Linked DNA regions of Homo sapiens: region 2 is linked to region 1. Evidence: read pairs that join two places in POLR2A ChIA-PET (ENCODE). Cell type or tissue: MCF 10A. All regions are shown on one strand. Links, peaks and the distances in the headings refer to the core of each region. The heading gives the core; the rest is flanking DNA.

What was found. ChIA-PET counts read pairs that join two places held together with the same protein. Peaks named below come from ENCODE experiments on the same cell type or tissue, not always from the same donor. Only the 100,000 strongest peaks of a DNase experiment are listed, where the experiment ranks them.
Region 2: POLR2A ChIA-PET joins it to region 1 with 17 read pairs; 2 of 35 experiments call an interaction of 5 or more read pairs at or near these places.

Annotation. Positions count from the first base shown.
Region 1 is chr10:88,208,038-88,213,426 of GRCh38, forward strand. The region is part of intron 1 of LOC101929727 (a long non-coding RNA gene); the gene reads left to right. It also overlaps a transcript of RNLS not described here. Among named protein-coding and RNA genes, the nearest start is that of PTEN, 350 kb to the left of the region's middle. In MCF 10A, for the core only: no CTCF peak of the experiment used is centred there; a DNase peak (open chromatin) is centred at 2,014.
Region 2 is chr10:88,150,020-88,155,408 of GRCh38, forward strand. All of the region lies in intron 1 of LOC101929727 (a long non-coding RNA gene), which reads left to right. Among named protein-coding and RNA genes, the nearest start is that of PTEN, 290 kb to the left of the region's middle. RefSeq lists an enhancer at 2,625-2,764. In MCF 10A, for the core only: no CTCF peak of the experiment used is centred there; DNase peaks (open chromatin) are centred at 552 and 2,932.

The sequences.
Region 1 (5,389 bases), core at 64-5,063:
TAGTCCACAAGCTAGCAGCACATCAAGCGACTGAAATGTCCCTCAAACTCTGGTGTGCTTTCTGTCTCTCTATAGGCGAATTGTACCACCCTTCCTCATGGCACCACTCTCTATTTAGCCAGGTTCTAATTTCTGCTGGGTTTCTCCTTCCATCTTCAGGTACTCACATCTTATGGAACCTGCCTTTAAGTCCTTCTGTCCTTATTTTTCTTTTTTAAGAGATGGTTTTATAAGGTTGGCTACAGGGAAATTTCCCATCATTTTGAAAATTAAAGCTCTGTTGTAATCTCAGTCTTCTTTAAGTAACTGTCTCCATACCCCAGAACTTAGTATAATAAAAAAGAATAATTTTATAAAAAGAACATATGGAAGATTAAATGAAAATAGTCAATAAAATTATTAAAAAGAAAAGCAGTGATATTTTACTAAAGAGTAATCCCCTAGAGCCACTGTAGTTACAATAATGTAGTATTGGCATAAAATACCAATGGACTAGAATAGAGAGCCAATAAATATATCCCAATGGCTATGGGAAGTTAACGTATGGCAAAGGTAATATTTCAATTTCAGGGAAAAAAAATTGCCATCTCCAATGGAAAGGTTTCACCTGAGACTGGGGACCATCCTTGACTTTCTGCTTGGATGAAAAGAAGTATAAATGCTGCTTATCTACAGAAATTTCTGATATTTCTGCAAATAAAAACCATATAACTACACAAATCTTGGAGAGTGAAAGTGAAAAAGGGGTAACTCAGCTTGAATCTGTCATGGCCAGATCAAATTTAGAGGAATGCTTCACTTTCATTGTTATTATTATTTTTTGAGAGAATAGCTCTTTGAGATGAGTGTCATTTGGCAAGCATAGGCATGCATGAATACATCCTCCCTCCCGTGTTTGTGGTGGGACAAAAGAGTGGTTTAAGTAAAGTTTTAAAAACCTAAAGAACATATACACAGAATCAGATATGATGGCTTTAAATTAATCGGATAGCTTTTCCCAGTGGTAGCTGGGAGCTTTTCCAATAAAGCTACCACTATCTGAAACATATCCGAAACTCTTCTTTTTTGCTAGCTTTTATAAAACCTGCATTGGATTATTTTGACTATCTTCAAGAGTGAAAAAAATATATTTGCTCTGGAGTTTGATTTTGGGGACTGTTCTGGGTTGAATAGGGCCCTCCAAATTCATGGCCATCCAGAACCTGTGAATGTGATCTTATTTGGAAATAGGGACATTGCAGATGTAGTTATTATAGTTAAGATGCCGTCATACTGGATTAGGGTGGGCCCTAAATCCATTATGACTGGTGTCTCATATAAAGAAGAGAAGACGCACAGAGACGAGACATCCAGGGACAACACCATGTGATGACGATGGCAGAGATTGGAGTGATGCATCTACAAGCCAGGGAATGTCAAGCATTGCTGGCAACCAGCAGGGCTAGGAAGAGGCAAGGAAGGATTCTCTTCAAGAGCCTTTAGAGAGAGAGCATGGCCTTCTAATACCTTGATTTCAAATTACTAACTTCCAGAATTGTGAGAGACTACAATTTTTGTTGTTGAAACCACCCAATGTGTGATACTTTGTAATGACAGTCCTAAGAAACATACACAGAAAATAAGTTGGATGACTGAAGAGTATTCATGCCAGGCAATTCTGCTGTTGGTTAAAAAAATCTATGATTAACCCAACAAGACTGATTTTATCTTTTAGATCTGAAACTAAACTTAAATGTCACCACTAATAATGGCTAACTTTGGTGGCAAGCCCACTCTGACTAGCAATTTTTATGCATTATCTCATTGATCCTCAAAAAGCTGTAGAGTGGCATCTTATCTCCATTTTACAAGAGAAAGAACCTCAGGAGCTGATAAATTAGGAAACTTGCCTATGGTCATGCAGCTGGTAATGGTCAGAATTCAAATTTATGGTTGTTTCACTACACCACACTGCCACTCAATGTCTGAAGATGGCTTCCAAAAATGTTTGTGCAATAGACATTTCTCTGAACTAATTGTACCGTGCCCTGAGGCGACGGATTTGCAGAACAGCTCTCTTGAATAGTAAGTGCTAGTATTTTTGTTTAAAAAATTCCCTGTCATTACTTTATAGCCTCACCTTGTCTATATTATATGGGATTCTTTGCTTGCCTAACTTATATTATCACTCCCCTGGGAGGGACTGAGACTTCTTTTCCATTTCATACAGAGTTTAAGAAGCTGTCAACACTTAGTAAATAATCAGTATTTAAGCCAGCACAGTGATCCCTACAAATTATGACCCTCAGGCTCTGAAGATGAAGAAAATGTTGAGTTGTGCAATTTTCCACTCTTCAAATAATCTTAATAGTGTGGATCATGTTAGTCCTAGTTTAATATTATAATCCAAACAACATTTGACTCTGAATGCAGAGCGAGGCTTGGGAATCACCCAGACCAGTGTATTCAGAGACGACTCATGGCAGCTGGCTGGGCTGTTTTGACCTTTCCAGTATTTGCAAACTGGCTGGGCATTTTGTCCCTCCTCTGCCTACATGACATTTACCACGCACATAATCACAGAACAATTGTAACATTTTAATGTTTTTCTTTTTCTTCTTCTTTTTGAATCTTAAGGACTAGCTCTGCCTTGTGGGTTAGGTAGATTGGGGACTTGCATGTTTGTTGCTACTCGAATTCCAGTGGAGTTGAGCTTGAGAGTGTCTATTTCCTATTCAACTGTGAATCTTCATTGTTCTGCGTCCTAAATCAAAGAAAAGTGGCTCACCTCATGTGGAAAGGGTTATTTTCAAACTCCTTGTGGGACTGTGTTCCCCCTTTTTAAGTGTGAGTGTGTCTGGGTGAGGCGAGTCCCAGTGTACATTCCATGGCACTGAAGGAGGTTGGCCTATGTGTGGTTTTGAGGATCAATGCTGGGTTGAGTCAAATCTTAAAAGTCCCCAAATAGTAGTATATTTTCTAAGAAGCATTTCAAGACTGTACTGCTGATTTCATGCCTCCTTCTTCATAACCCTTTCTTTTTGTGAAAGGAAATCTTTGACTTCCTTCTTTCTCCAAATTTGCCTCCCCATAAAATCAATTACATCTATTCTTTGCTTTAAATATCGATTTCATCGTCCCATGTTTTGTCACACTTTGTATTAAAAATCATTTAATAATGAGATGCTTTCAAGGAAACATTAAGAATTCTTGGCCTGTCATTCAAGGCCCACTACAATCCTCAATTCTCTCCCAATGCATGCATGCATCCATCCATCCATTCAACAAAACTTTACTGAATATCTAACAAGTGCCAGACATTACATTTTGTGCTTAGAGTACAGTGTGATGGAGACAGGCCTGGCCTCTGTCCTCAAGAAGTTTACAGCATGTTGGTGAAATGGAACACTAGACATGATCATGCAGAGTGCAGCAAGTGCTATGAGCAAAAAGCACAGGGTGTGCTGTAATAGAACTTGGGAGGGACACTGAAGACAAGGGACAATTTGAGGATGAAGTGCTATTTAGGCTGAAATCTAGTTTGTGAATAGGAGTCAGCCAGGTGAAAGACAGGGGAAAAGACGGGATAACATGTGTGAAGCCCAGGGGTGAGACAGCATAACATGCTGGGGAATTGAAAGAAGTTCAAAATAGCTGAAAGGTAGAGTGGGGTAGAGATGGAGCTGAGAAGGTGGGGAGTAGAGGAAGAAAACAGGGGCCAGATCCTACTGGACTTGAAAGCCTGGTGAGTTAGGACTTTCTTCAAGGTCAATGAAGGACTGCTGTAGGATTTTAAGCAGGAGAGGAAACTGATAAGATTTGCCTTTTTAAAACATCACTCTTGCTACCTTGAGGACAGTGGATCAGAAGAGACTGGAAATCCAGTTGCAAGCTGCAATTCAGATAAGAGATGATGGTATGAACAAGGAGCATGTCAGGGAGGACAAGATATGTGGACAGATTCAAGATCTTTAAATGTCAGTCTATCCCCAAAGATGTCACATAATAATTGCATTCCCATCATACATTTCCCTGCCAGGCAAACCTTGTTCCTGGCCATGGATTCAAATTCTACCCACATTGATGTCATCTTTTATGATGCCTTCTCTGACCCTCAGTCCTCAGAATCTATATAAATGGTTGCAAGACATTTTTTGTTTCCCTTACTTCACCAAGAGAACTGACTTGTAATATCAGTTCTTGTTTCCATAGCATCTTTCTCTTCTCAAGTGGGTAGCAAGCAAGATGAAGAGAAACCATGTTGATACATCATTTTTTCCCCTCCTCTTGGTACTTCCTACTTCATCTTGTGCAAGGTGTGTATGTAATACATATTTGTCCTGTGTGTATGTAATACATATTTGTCCTGTTGACCAACTGTGATCTTGCTCTCCTTCTAAAAGTTCTTCAGATGGTTCTCTTCCAGGTCTTATTTTAAATGGTACAACCAATAATCAATCTAGTAATTCACTCATTCATTTATCCATTTGCTCATACTTTTAATCATTCACTTAGCATATATTAAGTGTCTGTTATGCCGTAGGCACTATTCTAGGGCTGATTCTCTGCTTTTTTACTGAGCTGCTTATTTCATTTTGGATACTATGTTTTCCAACATAGAGACAGACTTCCTCTCCTGTTTATCATGTAAAATGAGGATTGAATGTACTAGAAATGTTTTTCTGCCATAAGCACACCTTAGCACCTGGTACCCAGATGAGCTATCTTATGGCATGGGTAAGGACTAAGTTGTGGAATGACTGTCGGTTTCCCAGGTGGAGTGTTGGCTGTCTGTAGTTGGCACATGTCTTGCCCAAGGGACCCAAACTTTGGAATTTGGATGTGCACTAGGCTGAATTAATCCTGCTCTGTTTTTTAAACAGTTCCTGATATTTGTCCAATAGAAGCAGAACAAAATAGTACCAGTTACTTCAAATGTGTGATTCAGAAGAATGTGAGTCCTAATGCAGAGCTCTTAATGTAAAGAAAAAATTTTGGCTTTTGCCACTGTCATTTCACAGCTCTCAGCCCACCATCGCCCTGCATTCTACCCTGCCAGGAATGGGCACTGGACTAGTTGCGGTTTGGGAGAGAAGCTTCTGAGATCCAAGATTCTTCTGCGCTGGCTTTAAAGTGATTTTTATGCTAACATTGCATCAAAGCCCTTTTTTGGCAAATAAATTGCCATATAAGATTAAAAATAATTTGGGGGGCAGGATTTCTACCAGGAATTGAACAAACGATGTACTGTCTGAAGCTGGTTCCAAATTCCTAATGCATCTGCTTTGTACAGTCCCCATTTCATAAAACTACAATTCCTCATTTGTCTGAGTGCCTTCTGCTTGTGTGCTAGAAGAATCATACCCCTTTATTTCTGGCCCTACAGGCACCTTCCCGAGTTTGGGAAAAC
Region 2 (5,389 bases), core at 86-5,085, 58 kb before region 1:
GGACACTGCTACTGGAAGCCTAACGTTGATCTATGAATCACCTAAAATCTGTGAGCTATCTATACCTCTTGATTAAAATAGCCAGAGGTTTCTGTTTCTTGCAAATAAAACCCATGCCTGATTCAGTAGTCATGCAGTTCAGTCAATAGGAAGTCTCATCCACCTCCAGAGACTCTGGCCTCCAAGTGTGCACTGATCAGGGCATTGGATCAGTCTTCTCCACTGTCCTGGGCACCATAATAAGAAAATCCAAGTTCTCTATTCCCCAGAGTGCTCCTGGCATCCCTGGTGTACTGGCTTCTGAGAGCCAATAGTTAAATTTTTAGGAATTTTATGAGTCCATTGATATTTCTGGTACAGCAGTTCCCTCATCTCCATGATTTCACTTTCCTTGGTTTCAGTTACCTGGGGTTCAAAAATACAAAATGAAAAATTCTAGAAATAAACAATTCATAAGTTTAAAATTGCCTGCTGTTCCACGTAGCATGATGAAATCTGTGCCAGCCTTCTCCACCCAGACTTTGATGTGAGTCATCCCTTTGTCCAGTGTATCTGCATTGTAGATGCTCCTTGTCCATTAGTCACTTAGTGGCCTTTGCGGTTATCAAATCAAAAAGACACAGTAGAATCATGGGCCACATAACGAAGTTTCAGTCAACAATGGAACACATATAGGACAGTGGTCCCATAAGGTTATAATACTGTATTTTTACTGTATCTTTTCTATGTTTAGATACACAAACACTGTATCTTTTCTATGTTTAGATACACAAACACTTACCATTGTGTTACAGTTGCCTGCAGTATTCAGTACAGTAAAATACTATACAGATTTGTAGCCTAGGAACAATATTCTGTACCATAGAGCCCAGGTGTGTAGTAGGCTCTGCCATCTAGGTTTGTGTAAGTACACTCTATGATGTTTGCACAATGACAAAATCACCAAAAATTTATTTCTCGGAACTTATCCCTGTCCAGAAGCAACATATGACCGTATACATAGGGTTTGGTACTATCTGCAGATTCAGACATCCACTAGAGGTCTTGGATTGTATCCCCTTTGGATAAGGGGGGACTAATGAAGCTTAAAATCAGCTATGGTTGGAGTATTCACATCCTAGAAATGGGCAAATTCTACACATCAGGCCTCCCACACCTCCCAGTCCATTGTTAATTTACCAGCACATTACTGTCCTGATATCTTATAATTTTGAGCTTTTTGCTACAGACTTTTAATGAAATGTTCTGCTAAGCCTCATTCAATATTGATAACATTTGCTAAGATTTTTACTATGAATTAATCTCAAATAAAAAAATATAATTTGTAAGAACCTTGCTAGTGTTATTTGCTAATCCCTTCAACTGTTGAGACCCCTTCAACTGTTCTCCTATCTGATCCAGAAGAAATGTCACTTTCTCTGGGCCTTAACTGACCCCTCCATCCAGAATCAATTACTCCATCTTCTGAGCCATCCCCAGTACTAGGTGCATCAATGCACTTGCCTCATTATTGTTCTTAGAAAAACATTTACAGAATGCTTATACACATTAGGCTCTATTCTAGTGCTTTAGATATAGTAAGCAATTACTGAAACCTCATAACCATCCAATGAGGTAGGTACATTTGTATGTTGCTGAATTGGGCCATAGTTCCTCAGTTTCTATTTAGAAAATAAGGTCTCAGTTTCAGCTGATTTTAGTGCTAAAGTTTTAGAGCTGGGGCTGTGATTTAGGGAGGAGTGGGGACAACAAAGAACAGAGAGGGAAAGCCATTTGATAACAAAGAGATCCTCACTTCAAGGATAACCAGTTCCTCTCTACTACAGGAGATATCTTCTGGAACATTAAGGTGTGAAGAGGGGAGACTAAGATAAGACTTAAAAAGAGTAGGCTGCACTCATTAGGAATACTGTATTTGCTGGGCTGTATCAGCAGCAGAGGCTTCTGAAGAAATGGGCTCTCTCAGTTCGGGCCTTTGAACCCTACTCATCATCCATAATCCTACTCAAATGTCACTGTCTCTGGGAAGCCTTCTCTTTCTCCCTAGGCCTCACCTACTTAGCAGATTATCAAGGGCATTGTAGAATCCATCAAAGCATCTGAGGCTATTGTTGATACAGCCAGAACTCAGTCATCACTTGCTGAACACTTGAGTTTAGGCCAAGAATGAGAGAGATCTTGGAGAATCTTCCTGGGGTGGTTCTTCAAAGAAACTGCAATCTTTGCCTGCATAATCACCTCACTTCTCCACCTGGTTATGGCCATGGGAACATGACCACCATGTGCTACTAGAAAAACTTGCATCCATCTCCTATCACATCTTTTTTTCCGCAGAAGATTACTGAGATTGTGAAGTATGAAATCATGCTTCACCCACCACCACTCCAGTGATGGATGTGCCAGCGTATGTGTGTGTGTGTGTGTGTGTGTACTGCTGAACTGTCCTAGTGAAGTCCCATCTCACCAGACACCTCTCTGTGTATCATGTGACAGTTTCTTCGTTTAGAATACGGGGCCAGAGCAATGTTTGCCATCCAGGAAGCTGTGGAGAAGAGCCACAACGTGCCAAACCCAAGTGAGCATGCTAAGGAACAAGCAGTGATAACGTTATCCCAGGAGCAAAGTTCTGGTCAATTTAGTCTATAATTAGGTCAAGTTCTCTCCCACTTCCACCTCTGGTGTGTCTCTAGGAAATAATTTGCCTACCATGGTTATGTTGGGGCAGTCTCTGTTCTTCTGGACAGCCTTGGGGTGTAGCCTATGAAATAGGCCAGGATGAGCAGTCTGTATGAGCTCTTGGCTCATTGTTTAGGCTCAGTAATAGCAACCACATGGCACTGCAGAGGCCTTGCCATGCCTGGAGGGCTTGGGCCCTGCTCTTATCCAACAAGATCTGACTACAGCCAGACTGAAAGTGACATGGCCTGCTTAGTAACCTTCAATATCCTCTTACGGGATTCTCTGACTCAGAACTCACAGACAGGATGTGATCTCAGCTCCTCACATACCTTCCAGGCACATGGGCATGGTTGCATGTTTCCTCCAGTTTTAATTGGGGTGAGAAAAAATACTAAACATGTGTGTGTAGGAGACCAAGAGGAATTTCTTAGGGAGGATCTTGAAGATCCTTGGGGAGCTCCAGAGGACAGAGCTTTTGCTTCCTGACTTTTTGCTCTATTGTCTAGATCCCAGTAATTTATCCAGAGGTAACTATGGGCTTCTGGCTGGTCTCCCTGCCTTGAGTCTCTTAACCCCTCATTATCTGCCCAGAAATGTTAGAGACACCACCCTCAAGCACTGTTTCTTTCTGTCAAACCAAGTCTTCCCTCCCACATCCATTCTGGTCAGCAAAGTTATCTATTAACTTACCTGTATTCCATCTTCCCTACCTCTTACCATTCCTTCCTTTTGCTTCTCTATGGCCCGTTGGTCAGTCCCCTTGTAGTTCACCTCCTATAGCTCACCAGTTCTTCCAACTCAAAGTGGAATTTAATCCTTACTGGGAAGGCTTGCTTGTTCCACAGAGACCTTCCTAAAAATACTACCATCAGCACCAGCATCACTACCATCATCGATTTAGCACATCCTTCATGCCGGGCATTGTGTGAAGGACCTTACATGAATTATTCCATTTAATCCTCGTAGTAATCTTATAAAATAGTTACTATTATTATTTCCACTTTATGAAGGAGAAAACAGAGGATCAAAGAGATTAAGCCAGTGGTCAAAGACCTCAAGCGTATTAATTTCTAGCTCAAAGGTTTGAGTTTAGAATTGTGTGACATCAAAATGGACTCTTAACTGTGATGATATAAAGTTTCCCTATCCAAACCCATGTGCTTATTTTCTTTCCTTGAATTCCTTCAGTGTATATGTTTAGGATGCCATCTTTGGGCATTTGAATTGTTGGAGACTGGGAGGAATTTTTTAAGATTAGATGGTCTAACACTTTTTTTTAGTAGTTGATAAAACTAGCCTAGGCAACATACCAAGACCCTGTCTCTACAAAAAATAGAAAAATTAGCCAGGCATGGTGACACACACCTGTCCTTCCAGCTACTTGGGAGGCTGAGGCAGGAAGATTGCTTGAGCCTGGGAGGTTGAGACTGCAGTGAGCCATAATCGCGACATTGCACTCCAGCATGGGCAACAGAGCGAGATGCTGTCTCAAACAAACAAAAACAAACAACAAAAAAGACAAAGAAGAAACTGAAAATTAGAAGGACAAAGAGACGTATCTAGGATCCTGAAGTGGATTAATGGATTCTTGACTCAGGCACAATGCAGTGCTTGTTGTAGTATAGGATATATCATCCCTTTTGGGACTTGAAAATTTACTCTTCACATATTTTTAAATTCTATATCTTGCCCTCTCAATTACAGTATTAGTTATTTAAGGATAGAGAGTATGTTTTCTACTTAAAAATGTTTCCAATATTATGTAAAAAGTAGAAACTAAGTGTTAAAGGCAAGCAAGCAAGCTAGTTGGCAGAGAGGGAGTGCAAATGTTTACATGGTGGAGATGCTGGTAGTCCCTGGCACATAGTAATCTTTCAGTAAGTACTTTTCAAGTGAACGAATGGATGAATGAAATGGTGTTAGGAAGACTAGAGTTGAATTTGAACTGGGGGGCGGGTATTTCCAAGAATACAGATGAAGTTTTGCAACAAAGGAAGTAGATCCAGCTTTGGATGCTGCTGACAAACTAGTCTTTAAAGAAAATTACAGCACGTGTGTATAAAGAGGTGAGTCACTGGAGAAGAGTTATTGAACCTGACAGACATTGTGAAGAGAACAGCAATGGTCTCTGACTGTTCAGCAAGAACGCTGAACATCTGCTCAGCATCATCAAGACCGTCTTCTGCCTACTAACTGGTGGGATGTGCCTCTGTGCCAAACGATGGCCTCTCATGTTGGGCATCATTCATCTAAGGGCTCTGAAAGCTGTGATTATTGCAGTGGGTGAAGAGACAGGTGTTTCAGGCATGCTAGTGTAAAATATTATCTAGATCAGTGCTTTTCAAGCTTTAATGAGCATATGAATCATTTGGGCATCTTGTTAAAAGGCTGCTTCTACTGTAATAGGTCTTGGGTGGAGCCTAAGATTTTCTATTTCTCACACACTACAAGGTGTGATGAGAATGATGCTGATGCTGCTGTTCTGAGCAACCATACTTTGAGTAATAAGGTTCTAGCTGATCTATGGAAAAGTACTAGGGAATGTGACAATTAGAAGTAGTTCTATGTTGTCCTTTCAGCTTTGTCCTCTGATCAGGAATCTCCACTCTGTGGGCCAACTCTCCAACAACAGGCTGGCAATCCAATTGGTTGGTTATGCTGCTTCTATAGGGACTGATTGGATTTGGGGGTCATGAAGTTATTAAGGGAA